Regions from separate parts of the Homo sapiens genome. Here region 2 is linked to region 1. A link is a loop called in an ENCODE intact Hi-C map of the cell type or tissue named here. Cell type or tissue: endothelial cell of umbilical vein. All regions are shown on one strand. Links, peaks and the distances in the headings refer to the core of each region. The heading gives the core; the rest is flanking DNA.

Region 1 (12,166 bases), core at 2,755-10,754:
CAATACTTGGGTTTGCACCAATGACATGTTCAGGCTTGGCCTGCACATCTTGAGCTGATCTCCTGAATATCATCATCATCTTCTTCTTCTTCCTCTTCCTCTTCTTCCTTCTTCTTCTTCTTCTTCCTTCTTCTTCCTTCTTCTTCTTCCTCTTCTTCTTCTTCCTTCTTTCTTCTTCTTCTCCCTTCTTCTTCTTCTCCTTCTCCTCTTCTCTTCTTCTTCCTCTTCCTCTTTTCCCTCCCCCTCCCCCTCTTCCTCTTCTTTTTCTTCTCTTCTTCTTCTTTCTTCCTCTTCCTCTTCTTTCTTCTTTCTTCCTCTTCCTCCTCCTACTCCTCTTCTTCTTCTTTCTTCCTCTTCCTCTTCTTCTTCCTCCTCCTCCTCCTCTTATTCTTCTTTCTTTTGAGTCAGAGTCTCACTCTGTCACCCAGGCTGGAGTGCAATTCCGGCTCACTGCAAACTCCATCTCCCAGGTTCAAGCAATTCTCCTGCCTCAGGTTCCCGAGCAGCTGGGACCACAGGCGCCCACCACCATGCCCAGCTAACTTTTTGTATTTTTAGCAGAGATGGGGTTTCACCATATTGGCCAGGCTGGTCTCAAACTCCCGTCCTCATGATCCGCCGCTTTGGCCTCCCAAAGTGCTGGGACCACAGGCATGAGCTACCACACCCGGCCCCTGAATAACTTCTTATATGGTTCTTCCCACCCCATCAAACCCAGGGAAGGGTCCTCTAGAATCCTATCACCAACACCAAAATATGTTCAACCTAAAGTAAAAACAATGGCCACCATTTCTAGCAAGAAAGATGGTTTACTTTTTTCATTGGGCACAGATAGTACACACACACACACACACACACACACACACACACACACGGAGTCTTAGACAACTTCTGAATGCCCTGGAAAATGACTTTCGACATCCAATATGTAAGATAAAAGCCATAACAATATAAATTGATGGTGGGGAGAAATGGTTCTCCAAAAATTACACTAGTGATTCTTCTGGGTCTCTTTATCTTTATCTTTGCTGTAGTAATTTGAGATGTTTTATTCTTTCATTAAGCATAAATTTTAAAATCCATTACTTTTAATCCAGTTCGGAGGGGCCAACAGGACAGAACACTATTTCTTTTCAGGACATAGTTCTCTTCTGGTAACAGGGAAGCTTTCCATTTCAAGTGTGATCTGATCATCTTCCACAGTCAAACTATTGACTTTTCTCTTTTGTCATCTATCCTCACTCATCAGCTGCCCCATACTTTCAGAAACTTTGAGAGCTTGATGACATCCCAACCTAATAAGCATACAATATAATCTTATCACATATTTACAAATAATGTCTTTTCCATATAATATATACAACAAGAAACCCTTCTAAATCATCCATGAGGAATAAACTTAACCTGTGTGTAGAGGAAATTAAGTGCTGCTTTTTTTCCCCCTAAGGTAAAATGTGTTATTTGGCTAAATTTTTATCCTGAAATAGTCCAAGGAGACGTGTCTACATTACGGACTAATAGATTGCAAAAATTTTCTGGACAATAAAAATGGTGATTTAAATATTAATGAAAAGAAAAAAGTGAGAGCACTTACTGTTTTATTTATTTACCTTATAACTTCAGAAATATTTTACAATATAAATTATATATATAATAAAAATTATTTTGTAACAGCCAGTAGACCTATATTTTGGGGGAGTGGTGAGCTTGGAAAAATGAATGAAAGAAGAAATACTTCCTTTCCCTACAGTCCTAGTAAAAGGACTTCAGGGGTTGCATGGCAAGTTTGAGCCAGAAACAAGTATGATGACTTCTGTATTAAAAAAAAAAGCAAACCTATGACAGATATAAAAGGAAAATTCATGGGTGAAGTCTCCAAATTTTTTTTTTTTTTTTTTTTTTTTTTTTTGAGACAAGGCTTCATTCTGTCCTCCAGGCTGGAATGCAGTGGTGCAATCACAGCTCACTGCAGCCTTGAACTCCTGGGCTCAAGCAATCCTCCTGCCTCAGCCTTCCAAGTAGCTAGGACTATAGGTGCACACCATGCTCAGCTAATTTTTTCATTTTTTGTAGAGATGAGGTCTTGCTATGTTACGCAGGGTGGTCTCCAACTTCTGGGCTCAAGTGATCCTCCCACTTTCATCCCTCAAACTGTTAGGATTACAGGTGTGAGCCACCATGCCTGGCCTAAAATGTATATACATTGGGATGCATTTGAGATATCTCCCTGGTCGGGATAAAAAAAATTGTATCTAAAATAAGTATGTTTTATTCCTACCCTTGATTTCTTCCTATTTTCCAGTACCAATAACTTTTCAAAGAACTTACAGTAGTCATTTGATATGGTTTGGCTGTGTCCCCACCCAAATCTCATCTTGAATTGTTGCTCCCACAATTCCCACGTGTCGTGGGAGGGACCTAGTGGGAGGTAATTGAAACATGGGGGCGGGTCTTTCTCATGCTATTCCCATGATAGGGAATAAGTCTCACGAGATCTGATGGTTTTATAAAGAGGAGTTCCTTTGCATAAGCTCTCTCTCTTTGCCTGCTGCCATCCACATAAGATGTGACTTGCTCCTCCCTGCCTTCCGCCATGATTGTGAGGCCTCCCCAGTTATGTGTAACTGTAAGTAAATTAGTTTCTTTCTTTTGTAAATTGCCCAGTCTTGAGTATGTCTTTATGAGCAGTGTGAAAATGGAATAACACACCATTTTTCTCTAAAGAAGTACTTTTCAAATTAAAATTTTCAATGAAAATTAAGTAATTACTTAATCTATTTCTTTTATATTTACAAATAAATAGTATCGAATTAAGTGGAAATTTGTTTAGCTAACATTCTTGTTTACTTGAGGAAGTTACCTGTATGTCCAGAAATATCTAGACTAGATTTCTCTGGCACATTCTTCCTGATGAGATTCTGGACTGACTCAATTATCATTTTATCTTTGAGTTTTTTTTTTTTTTTTTACCTGAGACCACTTGTTCACTATAAAGAATCCTAAAGAAATAACTCTGAAATGATAATAAGAGCTCATAGAGGCAGCTATTAAAGCTGGGGCAAAATGGAAAAATCATCCAAATGCTATTAATAATCTTTGAGGCAATGAACTTATTAAAGACAAGCTAGTGAAAGCAGAATGGAAAACAAATATAGTTTGCTTCATGAATTCACCTGTCCTGGGTAAAAAACATCACTTTATTGTCAAATAAATATTTGAGTTTCATCACAGACTAGGTAGATTAAAAAACACAAACTACTAACCCTTCCATTAACATGAGAATTGCCAGGTATTACAATACTGTAGCAGCAGTGAATTTTCCAGACAAACACCAAGAACTGGATCCAGTCCAGATGTGATGATAGCACATTAATAAGCTAATTCCTTTAGCTACCTCTTCATTTTCTGAGACTCATTCGCAGAGTGGCAATGCCATTAACTCTGGATGAGGTGCTTCGCCCAATGAATACCTCTTGATTAAATCATTGATTGGGCCTTCTCTGCTCACTTCACTCTCCATCCCTATGGGAAATAAACTCTTGCACAGCATCCTTCAAAGGACACAGAATAGGCAACATAAGCAGTAGGAGCATATAGTGACTAAATGAACAAATGACTGAATAAATAGTTCATAAGACATTGAGAGTTAAACTAGCATTGCTAGGTTAGTGGACATTATCTAGAGTAAAAGAATTGTAAAGTCTAAAGACAATAAAAATATTGATCTATCCAGTACATTATCTTGTTTATTCAATTTAGAAAACTTTGTCTGAAAAGGTAAATTTAAATCCTTAGTTTATTAAAATTTTTGGGAGGGGACTGGTGAGATGTATACTTATTTGAAAAAGTTTTTCTTTTTTAAATTATCTATCATAATTTTCTGCTAAGAGAACTAAGAGGTATTTTTGTTCTCCCCTGAAGATTATCTAAGAGTATTATGGCTTTGCTATTTAGGGGAAAATGCTAGAAAACTTCTGACCAAGGCAAATTATCTGTCACTGTAAGCACTTTTCCTCTGAGGAAAGGAATTTCATGGGAGAAGCAACAGGTGCCTTTTCTTTTTTTGACGCAGTAGTATACAGCAAAAAGAAGACAATAGAAAAAAGTTGTTAAAATGTGACACAAGACTGAAGTCTACAATACCAACTCTTAATGAAATAAATATCGTACAGCATATCCACAATGCTGAAATTGGGCTGAAATGTTACAACTCAGTAAACAGGCTTTGTTTAAAAAAATCTTTTTATGAGTCAAGAGATGATATATTAGAAAAATAATGTTCACAAAAAATCTAGTTTTTAACAACTGGCACCACAAAGCACTTATTATCTCTGATTAGTAAAACAGTTTGTTTGAAAGCAGTCAGTTTTGAAGATTACAGACAGGAGGGCAAGTTTAAAAACATATGAGGTTTATACAGAGGGCTATTATTTTACAAACAACAAATGATTTAAAATAGTCTGAACTAACATTATTTGCAGTTACTTTCATGTTACAGAACTCAATAAATAATGTTTTTTAAAAACTTCGCACAGTTCTTCTTGATCTACTTGTAATTGTAGGGCATTATTAGTTTCGTGTGTATCATGTTTCCAGATCTGAGTGTTGAAAGATTTATTCATGTTGAGCTGTGCCCCAGGGTAATTTTAGTTTTCATAAAACCTAATTCTACAATTATAACCATCTGAGAAAATGAATATTCTTCCTACGAACAGTGTAGTAAGAAGATACATTTTTATTATAAGCCTGATTTTCACAAGTGATTATTTTTTTCATTTTCCTTAAACTCCTTACTTAAATTTTTTTTTCTTATTAGACCCTCAACCCACAAATGTTCAACTGTCATAAAAGATCAGTGTTACTGAACTGCCGGCATTAATCTTTTGTTTGAAATGTATAAAGACAAATAAAGGAGACATTGCAAAATGTCTTTGTGCAGTAGAAGCAGATATTGAAATGATAAATAACATAACCTGTAAACACTAGCTATAATGTTCTTGGATAGAAGAAATTTCTAAATATCAAAGACAGTGGCATCACTGTCAGGTACTCCATAAATAAACCACGGACAATACCTGACACTGGACCTTTCATTCTTGCAATGCTATGCTGAATAAGCATGCTCCCCTTGCCTGTCTGAATTCTATATGCCCATTTCCAGAAATGCTGCTGCAGATAAGTTACAGTGTCATGTTCATTTTGTCAACTACATACTGATTATCCTTTCCTATCTGTAGTTTGGGAACATTATCAAGGTCAGATGCAAATTCTCAGAAAACCTTCCCTAATGTAGCTATATTTCATAATTTCTATAAGGGGCTTTCATAAATAAACTTTGCAGAAACACACACGTATTTTCCAAGATTTTACCTTTAGGAAAAAGGAAAGGTTTACCAGTAAGATTTTACTTTTAGGGAAGATTTTACTTTTAGGAAAAAGGAAAGACTTACCAGTAAGGTTTTGGAAATTTAAAACCAAAAGGAGAATAAGTCTAGTCATTCATTGTATGTATTTTCATTTAATCACTAAAAATGTGATATTTGAGGATGACATATCTAATTTTTTTTGAGGTACGTTTACAATGACCCTACTTTCTCTACCTTCCTAACCGCTTCCTATTTATTTTATTTTGACAAATTACTTATGAAGCATTTGCAACTGATGCACATATCACAAAATTATTTCTGCCAAGCTTCCTCTGTGACCTGCCCGTGGGACATGACATGCTCCAAGATGCATCGCTCTATCAACCCGCATTTTTCCAGGACAATGCAAATTATGACAAATCCCATCATCCTGCATTATGTGCTTCATGCTAATCTCACTAATTCTAAAGAATCAGGAGAGCTTGTTGTTCTGCTGAAGGGCATACTGTCTGATTGAATGATAGGAAAACATTTGCCATCCCCTTCTCACAATCCCAGCTGTGGCCACCACTGCCCCACTTCTGCCAGGCAACTGCTCTTGCTGTGTAACTTCCATATCAGAATTAGCTTTACATCAGCTGAGCTTTTTAACAGGAAACTACACATCACCAAAAAAAGATAGTTCTAAAGTCCAGAAAATAAAAGGCTTTTGGGGGTAAAATGAAAAGAGGAACTTGTATTTTTACCGACTGTTGGATACCTGTATTCATTTCTACTTATTTTAAATGAAGATTAAAATCAAACTTATCATTTCTATGATAAAAGCCAGATGGTTTCTAGACTTAGAAGTTTCTGGCTGCTGGATCACTACAAATGAGATGGCTCTTAAAACAGCTAACCTTGAGGACAATTCCTCTGGGCTTCAGAAGGTGGCAGTATTACTACATGAAACAAGCTTAAGGTTTCCGTGCTATTCCATGGCCACATTGCTGAAATAAACATGTTTAATTCCCAAAGAAACATATATTTTATCCCCTGGCATAATTTACTTATAACATTAAAACTCAAACATGGAGCAATTTGTAGCAATAACCATGATTATGCTGTTAGTGGCCCAAATGTCACTGTCTAGATTAGGCTAAATGATACCTAGCACCGAAGAGCTTCTGTGATTTATTTTTTATGATCATGGGTAGAACTTGCATGCTTAAAAGGCTCACCAGAAAACTGCCTTCAATAAATAAAAAAGGATGAAAAGATTGAAAGAATCTCATATTATTGTTCAGAGATGTGATTGTAAAAAATTGTCATAGGAATGAGGCAAATTTTAAATCTCAGAGACATTTTCAGAAAAAGAGGTAAATATCTTGAACATTTCTAATGTTATGTTTTAGATTCTAAACTATTTTGCTGAAAGCAAATAACTCATCTTATAAATTAAAATGTATCTAAACTGTTTTGTCCTTTATGAATGTTTCCTGAAATGTCAGAACAAAATAAAGGTTTTAAATACATGTAATGCACTAAAATTGATTATTTTAGCTACTTTTAGAAAATGTAGTAAATATAAATCTGCTGATAAATGTTAAGACTAAAATACCCTATTCAAACCTTCAATAATTTACTTTTGGGAGTTCTGGTCTAATGCGTACTGCTACCTGGAAACTATATTGTAGGCTCTTTTGGCCATTATCATACATTAAATTGAAATTGTTATGCATACTCAAAATAAAAGTAAACCACACTAAAGTTGAAAAGAAATGTAAGCCATATTAACTAAAGTTGGAAAGGTTTTGCAATGAACACACATTTTACCACTTACTAAAACAAGGGCAAATTGAAGCCAGCATTTACATCTGTGCCTTAATGGAATGTTGCATAATTGGTTTAATGTTTTAGTGAGTCCTTTAGATGAGCTTAGTAGGTACACAGCACAAATCAACATTAAGGTATTACAAAGAAGAGACAGGAAGATCTTTAGCTTTCTACTTTACTTCCAGCGAGACCCAATCCCCTCAGAGGAATATGACGATGTGAACATCATTTCTGCAAAGGCACTGGGCACACCCTGCACATGCTGTAGCTTGTTGACATGAACCAGGGCAGGCAGACACCAATAATACATGAAGTGCAGTTCAGAGGCAATTAGGATCAGTTGTCAAGGCCAGGCCATTAATGAAAGAACATGTCAGAGGAGCTGGAGACTTCAATGGTTGAGGGCAAGAAGGCGATTTAGTGTGACAGATCGAGTCCTTCCAATGTCCTCAGTGGTACATGCTAATACCAGCCTTAACAACCTTTTGTGGCAGTGTATAATGTGACTAACATGGACTTTGATTCAGCAAAATGACTGCTGCCACTGTTAGTCTGTCTCATTTCGAACAACAGTAAAAGCATTGCTACAAATAATTACCCACTTCCGTCCCCCTTTCTGCCACTTAAAGCATCCGCCCTTTGTGCATGCCATAGTTGTTTGTTGCCAGAAGGTTAGGATGTTTATCACTTTTGGTTTGTGTGATACTTTTTTTTTTTGTCAGCACATATAATCCCAAGTAACTAATTATAATATATTTTAGAAGGCAAAATAATTAATTAAACCTATCACATTCTCGTGTAGTTATTAACAATTTCCAACACAAGTAAAATATGTCTAAAAGAAACAATATCCACCATGTAACTTACAGACAATAAGTGAAGTTGCTTACCTAGGCTCCAAAACCATTAGCCAAAAACTAACCTAACATTCAAAGAAGTGAATGCAGGAGCATTACAGAAAAATCACCCACTGCCATTTTTTGTTAAGTTTCACAATTTGACAGTGATTTAAAATAAAAACCTACATGCCTACAAGCTGAAAATCAACAATAAGTAGGAAAAATATATTAAACATTGGTTAGTAATCCAGGTAAATTACACCAAGGGATGGCTAATGGTTTTGGAGCCTAGGTAATCAACTTCCTTTATTGTCTGTGAGTAACTTACATGGTGGACATTGTTTCTTTTAGACACATTTGACTTACGTTGGGAATCCTTAGAAACTACATGAGAATGGGATAGGTTAAATTATTTATTTTACCTTCTAAAATCTATTATAATAAATTACTTGGGATTATACATGCTGACAAAAAATAAGCATCACATAAACCAAAAGTGACAAACATCCTAACCTTCTACAGATTTTTATGTTATGACAAAACTCCACAGCATCACACTCTTGTCTTTATGGAGGCCTGTTATTTGTTAATTTTTGGCTCTTCTTTCATATTTTATGCTCATTTGGATAAGATATTCTTATGAAGATGAAAATTAAGTCAGAAGAAAAATGGCTTAAATTTTCTTATAATCTCTTAATGTTCTCACCTCCTCCCAATTTTCCAGGATTTACTTCCAGAATCTCAGCTACAAAAGATGATGTGATATCTTAGGCTTAAGGTGATAGCTCAGCCTTGTCTGCCTATGAATGACTAGACAGATATGAAGAAGGGTATGTGGATAGAGATTAATGGAAATTATATTGTCAGGTAGGTATTTTCTTGAGAGATATATATTTTTTTCTGGGTCTTATTTTTCTTCTTTTCTGAGATAGTCCTCACTTTATTTCCTATTTCATACACCACTGTTCTCTTCTTTTGCTATTTTGTTCAGTTCTCTTTGCTCACTTAGTTTTTTTCTGACCTTAGTCACTGCCACTCTACTCCTCTAATACTTAATTCATTTCCAGTCTTCTTGCTTCCTCATATAAATGCTTTTTCCTCCTTTCTCAGGAGAGCTTTCAAAACTGAGCCCTAAAAGGAGAAGTAGTGTAAAAAAATTATCAATACAAATATCTAAATGTTCATGTAATCTCAAAAAGCATTCTCATAAATCATTTATTTTTTGATGAAAATTTGGGAAAAAATTGCCATGCTAAAAATGTATTCTTTATAGTTGTATCCAAAGTAAACACGCTCCAGACACCTGATAGTGTTATTAACTTATTGTTACATTAACCACATACCACAAATGTAAATTGTCTACCTGGTCCTAACCAATAATAAATATATCTCATTCTAAAGAGAGGATTCAGTAGATCAATGATCTACTCTTGGTTACTCTGAAAGATATCTAGCTTAACATTAGCCCTCCAAATCTGGGTCTGCCATGAGACTGATACTTCTGTACCTTGATATGAGAATATTTGATATTATTTTCCCTGCTAAATGTTCAGGACTAATATGATAACAGAATTTGTTCAACTGGTGACTGGGATAAGTCTTCATTATTTTTTTCGGCTGCTGGCCTTCATGACATGGAAGTAGGACTACAGAGCTAAAAGTCAATACTGCAAAGTTAGTGATGATTTTACCCACTGGTAGGATCAGGATTTTAGAAAGTGCCAAAATGAAAATAATTTTATATTTATTCATTTGAACAACAGAAAATGCATATTTTTAAAAAAGAAATGCTGGGAAACTTGCTACTTTTTAGAAAATGTACTTTTTTTTAAAAGTGAACAACTTTTTTGAGATGGCTTTTGAAACTCAGTTCAGTTTCTCACCCTTTGCCTGAAAATCTGGCATTTCTCATCTGTCGTAATATGTTTACTTTGAATATAACATTTTAAAGGTATTATTTTGCCTCCTAAAAACTTACTCCTAGGTTTGTTTTCCTTTACAAGCATAATTATATTTAGTTTCTTCAATCATTATCTCATATTTTAATAATATGCTGCCATTTGGGTACAGCTATAACCATAATAATGAACATAAGGTTCAAAGATCACTAGATATATAGATGGCATGAACCATTAGCAAGAAATATTCTACAGCATAGAGAGCACACATTTTAAAAACTCTGAAATTCACTATAGAATTTGCTATTCTGACTAAGGCAGCTTTCTGTGTAATTAACATATATCTCTTTATAAAACATGCTAGTTTTAATAACAAATAGGGACTTTTTCCAGGAAAAATAAAGAATAGAGCACAAATAAAATTGTAATATGAATAATTTAGTTATCTCTTTCTCATATCTCATAATGACATTGTGCAGCTATAATGGACCTAAACCGGAACTATTTTCTTTAAAAAAATAGGCTTATCTCCTTTTCCTGTATGCCATTGAAATTCATATCATCACTTCCACACAAAAACACATAATTAATCCTAATTGTTTCCAACACTCTGAGCAGGAGAAGTGGAGTCTGTGGTTTCTCCTTTTATGTGTGTTGAGTCTTTCTGGCCACAAGGGCACCATTTAGTAAATTACTTCCTCCAAAACGCTGACCAGTGCCCTCTTGGCCTGAAAGAGTTAGTGTAGTTGCAAGAGGTGAGTCATTGAATTCCTTTGTGACAGAAAGATGAAACTCAGTGATTGCTCAGGGGTGTCCTATTCTGCTACTGAATGATGATCTAGCAAGGGGGAAAAATTGCTTCTGAAATGCAGGTCTTCATAAGACAAAGGAAGAGGATGCACTGTAAACGCACAGAGGTGGTGGATGTGAAAGGAATGTAATGGTGTCCCTGACTGGTGCAGAATTAAAATGGAAACAGAATGAAATCTTCCCTAGTGGTGATTCTTCAACTTTGTTAGGACTTTTGTCCAAGATTAGCTAATTCTGCATCATTGTCTTATTTATCTTGGGTGACACTTGTTAGCATAAGGGGCACAGTTACCATAAAACCATTGGCAATCCAACCTCTAGCCTCTAAGTCCTACTCAGTAGGGAGAGAGCTTCACATCTCAGCCAGTCCAGTTGTTTGCTCCAACTTTGACTAACTCAGCCCTTTCTCAGTGAACTGGCTTTGGCACGACCACACTCCTCAAAGTGCCCTAGTTCCTGAATTGACTCCGTATATAGCCAGTTGTTTCCCTGCTTCGAAAATGCTGTAATGCCACTCCTATCCCCCTTTCCTCCTACTCCATCCCCAACCCAAATGCCCCTCTTGTTTCCTGAATCTATCCTACTCCCTCAGTCCTTGAAGAACTATAACAATTGTTTCCTTAGTTAGGACTAGATTCTTGAGGGAGTTGCCTTTGAAGCTGCCTTAGACTTGCTGTTCCCCTAAATTTCCATCTCATATCCCTCTGGCGATTACTGTTGCTATTAATATAGTCTTTAAATAGTTCTTTGCTTTCAGACAGTAGGTTTGTAGTATTGTCCTTTCAAGATCAGTTGGTTCATGTCCATGAGGATTGAGCTGTAGACACTACTAGTTGCAACAAGAAATCCTCCTTGCAACTTCAACTTCAACAGTACCTCCTGTTGGTTCTCTTTAGTCTCCTTTGCCGTTTTTTTTGTCTTCAATGTCTGCTAACTCTGATTGTATTAATTCATTAAATTTATCTTTGTGTGCACCTACTACACACTATATACTGTGCTTGAGATACAACAGTGAACCAAAACAGGTATAGTCCCTTTTACACAGAGCCTAGTCTAGCAAAGGAGTCAAACTTAATAAAACAATCCCACAGATAGATATAAAACTGCAGCTGTGACATATGAGATAAAGGTGAGGTGCAAAGAGCTATAAGAACTGGATCAGGGAGGCCACTGGAGTGAGGGAAGGTTTTCCTAAAGCTATGAGACTTGTACAGAAATCAAAGAGAAGACAAACAGCTAGTTAGTCGGGAACAGGATGAGATATGTGCAAAGGTCCTGTTGCATGGTGAGTTCACGGGGCTCAGTGACATTGCCTTTCCTCACAGTCCCAATCCTCCCTCCTAGTGCCATGTCAGCATTCAGAGTTGAAGGGCAGTTGCTGGAACCACCCTGCTCGCAGGGAGGCTGCTCTTCCTTAACTAACACACAACGATCTCAC
Region 2 (12,166 bases), core at 2,343-10,342, 150 kb after region 1:
AACGAGTGATTAAATCAGGAAAAAAAATGTACAGATTTTGACTTTGAGTCCAGTACTCTTTCCTGAAAATCAAGTTAAGCCATAATCAAATAAAGAAGTGCTCCTTAAGCTAAGGCACATAAACAGCAGGGTGCCAGAGGCTATAAAGACCCAAATTAACTAGGTATACTTTCCTGGAACAACAATTTTGTTACAAGAATTAGAGAAAAAAATCCATAAGAAAGGAATCCATAAGAAAGAAATATAATGGGGACAAGCATGTTGATGTTAGACATAAATTGAAAAGTCTAAGGAGAAATGACAGTTAATTATCATAAAAAGCAGAGAGTAGTCCTAAATCTTGGCTCCCCTTAGAACCAATCACTTGGCAAAGTTTTTTTTTTTGGAGATGGAGTCTCGCTCTGTCGCCCAGGCTGGAGTGCAGTGGCGCAATCTCGGCTCACTGCAAGCTCCGCATCCCAGGTTCACACCATTCTCCTGCCTCAGCCTCTGGAGTAGCGGGGACTACAGGCGCCGGCCACAACACCCAGCTAATTTCACTTGGCAAACTTTTGACAAATACCAATCAATACTTACTATGACTCATCCCAGAATAACCAAGTCCAACTATGTGGGATTGGGGCTGCATATAATAAATATGTATTCAAAGGCTCCTCAGGAGATTCTAATGTGCAGCCATGGTAGAGAACCACTGATGTAATGCTATAAAGGTGGATGAAGAAAATATGGATAAGAGTCTTCCAGATAAACATAAAGCGTAGAGGTATATGAAATTAGAGGAATATAAAAGAAGAAAAAAATCTATATGATGTTTAAAATGGGTAAAAATGTGAACTATTTCATGGAAGAGTACATTATTGCTTTACACTCCTGAAAGAGGTGCTAGTCTTCCTCTTTGGTAGTGTTTGCTGCAGTGGGTTTTCTGTCATCATTCACTATCCTCCTGGATACGTTTTTTAGATTCACATCTGTAATAGAGTTCTTAGCCATGCACAGTTCCTACCAGAAATTAACCCAATGAGCACAACCAGAAAAAGAAAGAAGAGCTTTATTATGGCAGTTGGGATGACAGAAATATCAAACTGAAAGCATTTCCTACATCCCAGGGAGGGCAGAAACAGGTATATTCATAGAAAACAGAATTATCAACAACAAAAAAATACACACATAAGACAAACAAAGAAGTTTTCAGGCAAATTACTTACAAAAGGGGAAAACTCAAATTATCCATCAATGTGTTAGCTTTCTTATGTTAACACAAAAGAAAGATAATTGGGGCTGAGAGGAAGAAATGAAAATATATACAATTCTTGAGAAAGGTACTGAAGACATATTCCACCTGAATGAATTAAGAAGAAAATAAAGGGTTCAATAGGAAAGTCATATTGAGTACACATGGACACAAAGAGGGGAACAATAGAAACTGAGGCCTACTTGAGGGTGGAGGTTAGGAGGACGGTGAGGGTCAAAAAACTGTCAGGTACTGAGCTCACTATCTGGGCGTAAATGACTAATGACTAAATCATTTAAACACCAAACCCAAGTGACATGAAATTTACCCATGTAACAAACCTGCACATGTACCCACTAAACCTAAAATAAAAGTTGAAAAAAAAGAATAGGGAAGTTGTGACATAGTGGTAAATGCCAAAACCCAGTCACATATATAATTGTGTCAAAGAAGTTTTGCAAATCAAAGTATTAAATACAAATGTCAAATTCATTGTTTAAAGAGAAGCAATATATATAACTAATAGTATTTAACTGTAAAGTCAGTAATAATATGGGTTCAAACTTCACAAATCAGAAAAGGTAGAAAAATGGATTGGAAAAATTAAAGGATGATAGCAATTGATATACACACCAACAAGTATAGGCAAGGATACAAACTTGCTTTCGTTTGTTAGAATAAACAAAAACTTAACTTTATGAAGATAGCTTTTCAAAGCAGGAGAAGTAGTGGCATTCTCTTAGCAGAAAGCCAAGACTCCAGGCCTTAAAATTCCCTTGAAGACATCTGGCTAATAATGAAACTGCAGAGTTATAGTAAAAATCCCGTTGAGTCTCTCTACACTGGGGTTGGCAAGTATGTTCCATAAAAGGTAAATATTTTAGGTTTTGTAGGCAAAATTGGTTCTTTCACAATTACTAAATTCTTCCATTGTAGCATGAAAACAGCCATAGACAATAATAAATATACATGTTGTGTTCCTATAAAACTCTATTTCCATATATAGGCAGTGAATCAGATTTCACCCTAGTTTAATGACTTCTGCACTAGATCAGTAGTTCTCTTCCTTGGATTCATATTAAAATCAATTAATATTGAAGCTCTAAAAAACTGCATGTATCTGGGTCCCATCCCCAGATATTCTAATTTAATTAGTCTGGAGTGCAGTTTGGTCACTGGGATGTTTAAAAGCTCAACAGGCTACAATGATGTGCAGCCACAGTTGAAAACCATTGTTCTAAGAACTTGATTTGGGCCCTTAATATATGTGTCTGTGGAAGAGAAAAGAGAAGGGAGGTAGAGATATCTTTATGTGGTTGTGACATTCCCAAATGTACTGTACAAGGCTGCCCTCTACAATATATAAATCAACTGTCAGGGTACCAAAGCATCTTGCCGTGAAAATGTTTATATCCATCTCTACTATCAGCTTATAAACTAGTACAAATCAGACTCAAAACAGCAGATACATTTCTGAAAAAAATACAGCAGGCCAGTTTGAGTCAAAGGTCAGTCGTTTCTATCTCTGGGAGGTAAGGATACCTAATACGACTAGGTCTCTGGTCCACTTATAGGCCTAGTCTCTTCAATTCCTTATATTGATTAGGAAGTGATAAAAAGGGACTATTACAACTTTGATGTTGATATTTTAAAAATCATAATTTAAAGAACACCTTTGAAAAGATTAAAGCTAATTATTAATAGAATGCATTACTGCCAAAACAACAGAGGGCACTAAAATATTCCATATAGCAAAAGGTAGAAAATAAAGGGAAAAGCAGTAAAACAAAAAATTGATGACATAAAATGAATAAAATAAGTAGAAAAATTAAGAAATAATTAATTGATTATATCAGTAAAAACAGTTAAACTTTTTAAGACAAAGATTGGGTCAATAATAAAATCCAATGTTACGCCAATTATAAAATGCATCTAAAAGTATATGCACGCACACACACATAGAAAAGTGAAAATGAAAGAACAGGCAACAATGTATCAGGCAAATGTAAAGAAAGGTTGCAGTGGTCCTATCATTAACATCAAAACAAAATTCAAAGCAATAAAGATGAAAAAATATATAATTAAGAAACATAAATTACTACTAAGGCTTTTTTTGTTTGTTTGTTTTGTTTTCTTTTTGAGACAGAGTCTCACTCTTGTCGCCCAGGCTGGAGTGCAGTGGCATGACCTCAGCTCACTGCAACCTCCGGCTCCCAGGCTCAAGTGATCCTCCAACTGCAGCCTCCCAGATAGCTGGGACTACAGGTATATGCCACCATGCCCAGCTATTTTTTTTTTTTTTTGTACAGACAGGGTTTCACCATGTTGCCCAAGCTGATCTTGAATTCCTAAGCTCAAGCCATTTGCCCACCTGAGCCTCCCAAAGAACTGGAATTACAGGTGTGAGCCACTATGCCTGGTCACTAATGAGTTTTGGTGAGTTAAGTAATACTGTATTGTTAGAAATAAAGTAAAAAACTTCCTTCCCCAGTAGAATGGTCGATTATCTACACGACCCTTCCACAAAAATACACCTGGGTGCTGCATAACATTAAATCAAGTTTAGTCTAAAGCTGCCTCCTTACATATTTTAAGTTTGACCTAAAGGTATCTCTGTACATCGTGAAATACAACAAGTAGAGGTGTAAACACACCATAGCCTACACGTGACAATTACTGAGTTTTGGACAATCAAATGTAGACAACTGTTCGAATGGCTTCAAAAAAGGCAAACATTGAGCAGTAATTGATAGATGCAGGAGGCAGAAAAGGGAACCTGCACAGGGTTTTGCCTGGGCATGCCTGCAACAGACTGGGGGTCTGCATGAGCACTGGGAGAATGGGGTAAAGCCACCAGGAATTCATGCCTTATGCAGGGGGAGGAGTCAGGCCTCTTCAGCTCATGTGTGGTGGCCTGGTATTCAATCTGTGATGTGGGTGCATGTTGGCAGGACCCCCTCTTTCTTTTCTGAGAGCATTCTTTTTGCCTAATAAATCTGTCCTCCTCACCCTTCCATGTGTCTGTATGCCTAATTTTTCTTGGTTGTGAGACAAGAACCCAGATTTTTAGCTGAAGGAGCAAAAAATCTTGCATCATTTTGGTGGTCCATACGGGCATATGAGGAGGGGTGAGTAAAATGTGGACCAAAAAATCTCTTTTCCTTTTGTTTCTGAGCCTTCTTGTCCTTGGACTTCTTCTGAGGGTAGAGGAAACTGTGGTCCCTTCTTCGCTCTCGGGGTTTGGGAATGTCAGCCTTGGTCCAAACCAGCCTTTTCTATGGCATTTTCCTTCTTTTTTTTGGGACCGTAATGGCACCTATCTTTTCTTTTACTATAGCAGTCATCCACCTCCACCCCAATGGCTGTAGGTGCACATATGGCCATAGCTGCTGCCCTGGCCCCAGGGCAGTCTCAGGGGCCAGAGGCCCTGCACGTCCAGCTGAGCAGCATACCTCGCGACACCTCCATGGAGTCCCCTCATTCCCTGGCCGAGGGGTCTAGCTCAGTCCGACAGCAATTGAAAGCTTCTTTCCTGCTGGGCGCGGTGGCTCATGCCTGTAATCCCAGCACTTTGGGAGGCCAAGGCAGGCGGATCACGAGGTCAGGAGATCAAGACCATCTTGGCTAACATGGTGAAACCCCGTCTCTACTAAAAATACAAAAAATTAGCTGGGCGTGGTGGTGGGCGCCTGTACTCCCAGCTACTCGGGAGGCTGAGGCAGGAGAATGGCGTGAACCAGGGAGGCGGAGCTTGCAATGAGCCGAGATGGCGCCACTGCGCTCCAGCCTGGGAGACAGAGTGAGACTCCGTCTCAAACAAAACAAACAAAAACAAAACAAAACAAAACAAAACAAAACAAAACAAAAAAGGTTCTCTCCCTGTTCGTCACTGCACTCCAGCCTGGGTGACAGAAAGAGACTCCATCTCATAAAAGAAAAAGTTTCTCTCCTGTTGGAGAAATCCATTTGCATAAGAATAAGAGGTTTCTTGCTCAGGCACCTTTTTCTTTCCTCCACCCTGTCAGCAGTGAATACAGCTTTGCATTTAAGTTTTTTTTGTTTTTCTCCATCCTGTCTCAGTTAAGACAGCCCTGCCTTTAAGTTTTTTTTTTTTTCTTTTCTCCACCAGGTCAGGAGTTAAGTTTTATGCAAGAGGCTTTTTTTTCTCCCCCTTTTAGAGGACATTTTACTAGGCCAGGACACCCTTTTCTCTCCCTTGTTGGAGGACTCAATTCCACAGCTTCTCCTTAGCATTTGGCTTATGATAAGGAGTCCATGCAACCCCCGAGACACATTTTTGTCCCAAACTCAATTCCAAGTTTTGGAGCTCGAAGGCTACTAACAGCAGGGGAGACAGGGTGTACGTGGGTAACAGCAGATAATCCCACTCCCTAGGCACCCATGTTTACATGGGTGAAAGCCACTTTGACGCCCATGGTGGCACCCTGTCACAGTTGCTGGGCCTCAGGGATACTCAGACGAAAGAAAGAGGGATGCCTCACTTTCTCTCCCTCACATATCCACGGTATTCACTAGGAAGAAAATGGAACCAGGAACGCCTCGCTCCCCTCTTTCTAGATGAGTAGCCATTCATCTTCATTGTGAACCTCTTTTGAATGCACCCTGAGTCCTGGGGCTCCTTTGAAAAAAATGTCTTCTTTTTCCTTTTTCCTCCTCTGTCCTTTCTTCACAGATGAGTAATTGGGTCCCCCTACAGGACAGTCCTCTTGGATGTATGCTCCAAACTGGGAGAAGTTAATTTCCCAAACCTTAAACTGGTTGGCTTGGGACTGAGCTTGGAGGAAGGGAACCCCGGAGCCTGACATGCAGGCAAAAGAGTAAACTTTTTTCTTACCAGTTGGGCTTTTGGCCTCCCTCTCCTGGTGCAAACCGGTAAAGGGAATGGTAAGGATCACTGTTTATATTTTCTGTAAAGTTTTAATTATGAAAAAGGATTTGTGAGGCTGGTCTTAAGCTATAGCCAAACTGGTGTGCTCTGCATGTCACTCTGCATGGTTCTGTCAGAAAGAGGGGTACCTTAGGATGAGATACAGGCCTAGTACTCCACAGGCCTGTTGTTCAACCCAGGCCAGCAAACCAGTCAGTGGCAAACTTTGCTGCAGGCCTCTATCTTGTTTTATGTCCTTGGAAGCATGACCTGTAACCATGTGGCAGTGCTTTGTTCTAGCCTCTGCCATTTTACAATGGCAGCCTAGGTTCAGTCCTGGCTTAGGGAATGAGTTCTTTCTGGTTTGATATTTGCATGACCTTTACCATTTGTTGATTCTCTTCCCCTCCACAAATCACCTTGAATTTTCCTTCCTCTGAGTCCCTGGGAGGTTACCTTGGTAAAATTTGAAAGCCAAAATACTGGCCACTTGGCATGGTTAAAGTTGGATAATAAGGGATTTAAATGGATTTTCATAAACAGCGCTGAGCTAAATTAAAAATGGATACCCAAGTCATAGGTATATTTAAAGACCTTTATATTTTTCTCTTCTTGTATCTCGTTTTTCTGGAAAAAGTTTTTTTCTCAGTTGACTAAATTCTTTTCTCCATTTTGTCTTGCCACCCTTAATACACACATGAGAGGCCCTAAGATCATTTCTTTTCTTTCTTTTTTTGAGATGGAGTCTCTCTCTTTCGTCCAGGCTGGAGTGCAGTGGTGCGATCTCAGCTTACTGCAACCTCCATGTCCCTGGTTCAAGCGATGGCCTGTGATTACTTGGGAAAAACAGAAAAGGTGCCAAGGATTCCATTTTGGGAGAAGCCTCCGTTTTCCTCGTGGAGCCCCAGGAATTAGAGGCGGATGAATCTTTCTCAAAATTTGTTTTTGTCTTCCAGCTTTACCTGTTTATTAGGTCCTAGAAACTGCATGCTTTCCTAGCCCTACTCTTAAAGGGCCCCATTTGGAGGCCAATAGCCCAGTTAGGAGATTGGCAAACAGAATATCCTATAACTATTGGATCTGCTTCTGTTTGTCTGTGTGGTTATATATATGTTGTGTGTGATGTCTACAAAAAGAGAGCTCTTATTAATTGGCCTAAAGGAAAATAAGCACCTAGATCAAATATCTTTTAAAGGGAAGATAAAAAGTGTGGTGCCCCTTTTAGTTCATGTGACTTTAGTCTTTGAGAAACGGAAACAGCCTTGGAGATTACTGGTAAAATGCAAATGCCATCAAAATGTAATTTTTTACCTGGGTTTATAGGATTATTTTAAATTAGGTAAAATAAAGCCAAAGGTTTAAACAAGTTGTGGAAGGTTTCTAAAAATTAATCTTGCAAAAGAAATTCTGTGTGTGAACACTGACTAGATTCAAAAGGGTATTATATGGTTTTTCTGTAAATTGAGCATTGAAATAAAAGCACAACAAAGTTTTCCTAAGGTACTAATCTGCTTTTTAGCAAAATTTATAAAGAGTTATAAAAGGTTTATGACGATCTCACCTCACGGTCAAACTGGTTAAGACTGGATAGAATTGTCTTTAAGATTTCATTAGAAAATTAGGGTTGATATTAATAGCTGAAATGTTGATGAATATCAAACAGAACACGAGTTAATGGAATGGACCGAACTAATGAAAAACTGAGTAAGCTTTTTAAACTTTTCTTTAAAACACTGCTGATACTTATTTTGTTTTCAGAGTCAAGGCAACTTATTTTGAGCTATTTATAGCCTTTAATAGAGTGGGGTATACTCCTGTGAACAAAATTTGGAGCATATTTGTTTCTCTCTGCCTGGCTTCTCTAGTATTTGGACACTGTCAGCATTCTTAACTTATGACAATATGGTTATTTGCATCAGTGCAATAAGAATCCATTTTCTCTTGCAACAGGATGCAATCGGAGAAACTGGTTGTTTTATCAAGGCTTTGACTGGAAGGGTATGCTTCCTTTTAAGGAATCAAGCTCAACTTGCAGATCCAATAAAAACCGCTTGGGAAAACTGTCTATAGTAGATACCCTGTCTACATAGTCCCTGTACAAAGTTCCTAACCTGTGGTGAGTAAAGAATGTCACTTGCTAACAGGTCCAGGAGCCCATGTTCTTGGGACCTCAAGAAGAGAGGAGTTCACCCAACTCATAGTCATTAAAGTGTACAAACCCATGGCAGGGCTTGGCTTTAAAAAAGGAAAAAAAAAAAAGTCCTATCTGAGATTCCTTGTAGAATAGAGTTCCATCAAATCCAATTTAAAAAGCCCATGTAGAAATAATTATTCTTTGCTCCACATTACGCAAATAATCAAGCCAAGTATGAGACTAAAGTTATTTTGCAAACAACTCAATCCTATTATGCTTTGTTTTTAACAAAAATGAGGACTGGAGAGAAATTATGTTTCAAAACTTACATATTTATCATTAAATTCCAGACTGATTAGTTGTTTTTTAAGTTCTTGCCTACATTTTAGGCTTACACTGCTTATTCCTGTGAACCAACCAGCAATCTCTGGCTGCAGCTCAGAAGGAACAAAAGGGATGGGTAATGTAAAAATCTGGTTCAATATTTTAATTCTGAGCAATTATCCTGAAAATCCTGCCAGGTGATGGGAGTAAATAAGGTGCCCATAACCTGGAGGTTTCCTTTTTGGGAAAATAAGACAAAGAGGGCTAACCAAAGCCAAGCCCCATGCACCCAAATCTTAGCAACCCTGACTATAGTCACCAGTTATCTAGGCATGTCAACAGCCTTGGGATTTAAAAACTGTCCTTACCCACCCCTTTTTGTTTCGTTTTGACATGTTTTCTAATAACCAGGTTTGTCTCCTCTTGCCTTCAGGCCATCGAACTCCAAACAGTCATGCAACTGGAGCCTCAAACAATGGCCCCCTTTAAGCGGGGAACCTTAAATAGGCCTCTGAGGGAGATCTGATTCTGTCTTCCCAAAACAGTACCCCCTCTGTCAGCAGTATGCAGTAAAGATCAGTCTTTATCCTTATCCCTATCCTTATCCTAATGGCAGTTATATGTCCTTCTTTAGAAGGGGGAATGATAGAGGCAGGAGGCAGATAAGGGAACCCGCACAGGGTCTTGCCTGGGCATGCCTGCAACAGACTGGGGGTCTGCATGATCACTGGGAGAATGGGGAGGAGCCACCAGGAATATGTGCCTTATGCACCAAAAGCAATGGCAACAAAAGCCAACATTGACAAATGGGATCTAATTAAACTAAAGAGCTTCTGCACAGCAAAAGAAACTATCATGAGAGTGAACAGGCAACCTACAGACTGGGAGAAAATTTTTGCAATCTATCCATCTGACAAAGGACAAATATCCAGAATCTACAAGGAACTTAAACAAATTTACAAGAAAAAACAAACAACCCAATCAAAAAGTGGGTGAAGGATATGAACAGACACTTCTCAAAAGAAGACATTTATGCAGCCAACAAACATATATATGAAAAAAAGCTCATCATCACTGGTCATTAGAGAAATGCAAATCAAAACCACAATGAGATACCATCTCATGCCAGTTAGAATGGTGATCTTTAAAAAGTCAGCAATCAACAGTTGCTGGAGAGGATGTGGAGAAATAAGAATGCTTTTACACTGTTGGTGGGAGTGTAAATTAGTTCAACCATGGTGGAAGACAATGTGGCAATTCCTCAAGGATCTAGAACCAGAAATACCATTTGACCCAGCAATCCCATTACTAGGTATATACCCAAAGGCTTATAAATCATTCTACTATAAAGACACATGCACATGTATGTTTACTGCAGCACTATTCACAGTAACAAAGACTTGGAATCAATCCTAATGTCCATCAAAGATAGACTGGATAAAGAAAATGTGGCACATATACAGCATGGAGTACTATGCAGCCATAAAAAAGGATGAGTTCGTCGCCTTTGCAGGGACATGGATGAAGCTGGAAACCATCATTCTCAGCAAACTAACACAGCAACAGAAAATCAAATACCACATGTTCTCACTCGTAAGTGGGAGTTGAACAATGAGAACACTTGGATACAGGGAGGGGAACATCACACACCAGGCCCTGCTGGCGGGTGGGGGGTTAGGGGAGGGATAGCATTAGGAGAAATATCTAATGTAGATGATGGGTTGATGGGTGCAGCAAACCACCATGGTACATGTATACCTATTTAATAAACCTGCATGTTCTGCACGTGTATCCCAGAACTTAAAGTATAATAAAAAAAATGATGAGCTCATATATGTATGTGTGTGTGTATACATATATATACAAACACAGTGGGAGAAGGACAGAACCAGGAAATCACATATCTAAATGTAAGAGCTAAAAGTATAAAACTCTTAGAAGAAAACATAGGAGTAAATCTCGTGACATCAAGTTAGGCAATGATTTCTTAGAAATAACATCAAAAGAACATGTAATCAAAACAAAAAAATGATAAATTGGACTACGTCAAAACTAAAAATGTTTATGCTTCAAAGGACACCACCCAGAAGTAAAGAGAAAACCCACAAAATGGGAGAAAATATTTAAAATCACACATTTGATAAGAGACTTATACTCAGAATATATATTAAAGAAAACCTACAATGCACTAAAGACAAATAATTAAAATATAGGCAAAGGATTTTAATTGACATTTCTCTAAAGAAGATATACAAAGGGCCAATAAATGCATGAGAAGATGGTCAACATCATTAGCCATTAGAGAAATGCAAAATAAAACCACAATGAGATAAGACTTTACATTCACCATGATAGCTATAAGAAAGACAGAAAATAATTAACTGTTGGCTAGGATGTGAAAACCTGGAACCCTCATTCATTGCTAGTGGGAATGTAAAGTGGTACAGCCACTTTAGAAATCAGTTTGGTGGTTGCTCAAAACGTTAAACATAGAATTATCATATGACACAGAAATTCCACTCCTAGGTATATACCCAAGAGAAATGAATATATAGGTCCAAAGAAAAACTTGTACACAAATGTTCATAGGAGCATTATTCATAATAAAGAAAAAATGGAAATGACTCAAATGTCCATGGACTGATGAATGGCTAAATAAACGTATCTTTGTAACAGAATATTATATGGCAACAAAAAGAACTCAATTATATATGCTATAATTTGGATGATTCTTGAAAACATTATTCTAAGTGAAAGAAGCCAGTCACAGTGACCACATATTGTAGGATTCCAATTATATGAGATATCCAGAATAGGCAAATCTATAAAGATATGAAGACACAAAGTCCTCATGGTGCTTAAAGCTGGGAGCAGTGGGGCAGGGGTTGGAGGCAACTTGAGAATGATTACTAACGAGCATGAGATTCCTTTTTGGGGAACACAAATTCTAAAACTAGACTGTGGTGATGATTGCACAACCTGTGAATACACTAAAAAAATTGAATTGTACATTTTAAGTGGGTGACATGCATAGTGTATTAATTACATTTCCATAAAACTTAAAACATAAGGAATGTGTAGTCATAGTAGCTATATGCTCAGACAATACAGATAAAAAGATCTCTTAAAAATGAGAGGGGAAATTCATAAAAGCACATACAAAAAATTCTTTTTAACTGTTCTCAGAAATTATATCATCAGTAGTGGCATTAGCATTGTTATTCTGAAATTGTCTCATATATTGTTACCATTTTAATATAATATCTATATCTATTGGTATGCTGAGTCCCAACAAGAGTTCTCTGGAGCAGAACACATTATTATTTTTATTACTTACAAAGAATAAGTAAATAATACTGTTCTGACTTTTCTCTGCCCCAGCTCTTACTCCAGGAGCAAGGTGATGAGAAAGAGATATAATCTTGCAAGTAATTTCATCTACCACAGGCAAGGGGTCTGGAAAAATAAATCTGAGTACTGATTTAGGAAAAAAGAGGCAGCTGTTGTCCCTTCCCTTCTGAGAGTTTCCTTGGAAAAGTAAAGGGAAGGATATGTGCTTTCACACTTTGGAATGTAAATAAATCTTCCT

The links. A loop is a pair of places that touch in the nucleus more often than their neighbours do. Peaks named below come from ENCODE experiments on the same cell type or tissue, not always from the same donor. Only the 100,000 strongest peaks of a DNase experiment are listed, where the experiment ranks them.
Region 2: a loop joins it to region 1, with 6 times the contacts of the local background. A loop is called at or near these places in 80 of 110 quality-filtered maps.

Annotation. Positions count from the first base shown.
Region 1 is chr15:35,282,922-35,295,087 of GRCh38, forward strand. It overlaps a transcript of DPH6 not described here and the pseudogene NUTF2P6. Among named protein-coding and RNA genes, the nearest start is that of MIR3942, 83 kb to the right of the region's middle. In endothelial cell of umbilical vein, for the core only: CTCF peaks have their summits at 6,289 (motif pointing right) and 10,610; DNase peaks (open chromatin) are centred at 6,330 and 10,600; H3K27me3 peaks cover 1,579 bases.
Region 2 is chr15:35,431,421-35,443,586 of GRCh38, forward strand. The region is part of intron 5 of DPH6 (diphthamine biosynthesis 6); the gene reads right to left. LOC124903464 (a long non-coding RNA gene) reads right to left here and starts at 4,830. Exons shown (of 2, transcript XR_007064580.1): 1 at 1-4,830. In endothelial cell of umbilical vein, for the core only: no CTCF peak of the experiment used is centred there; no DNase peak of the experiment used is centred there.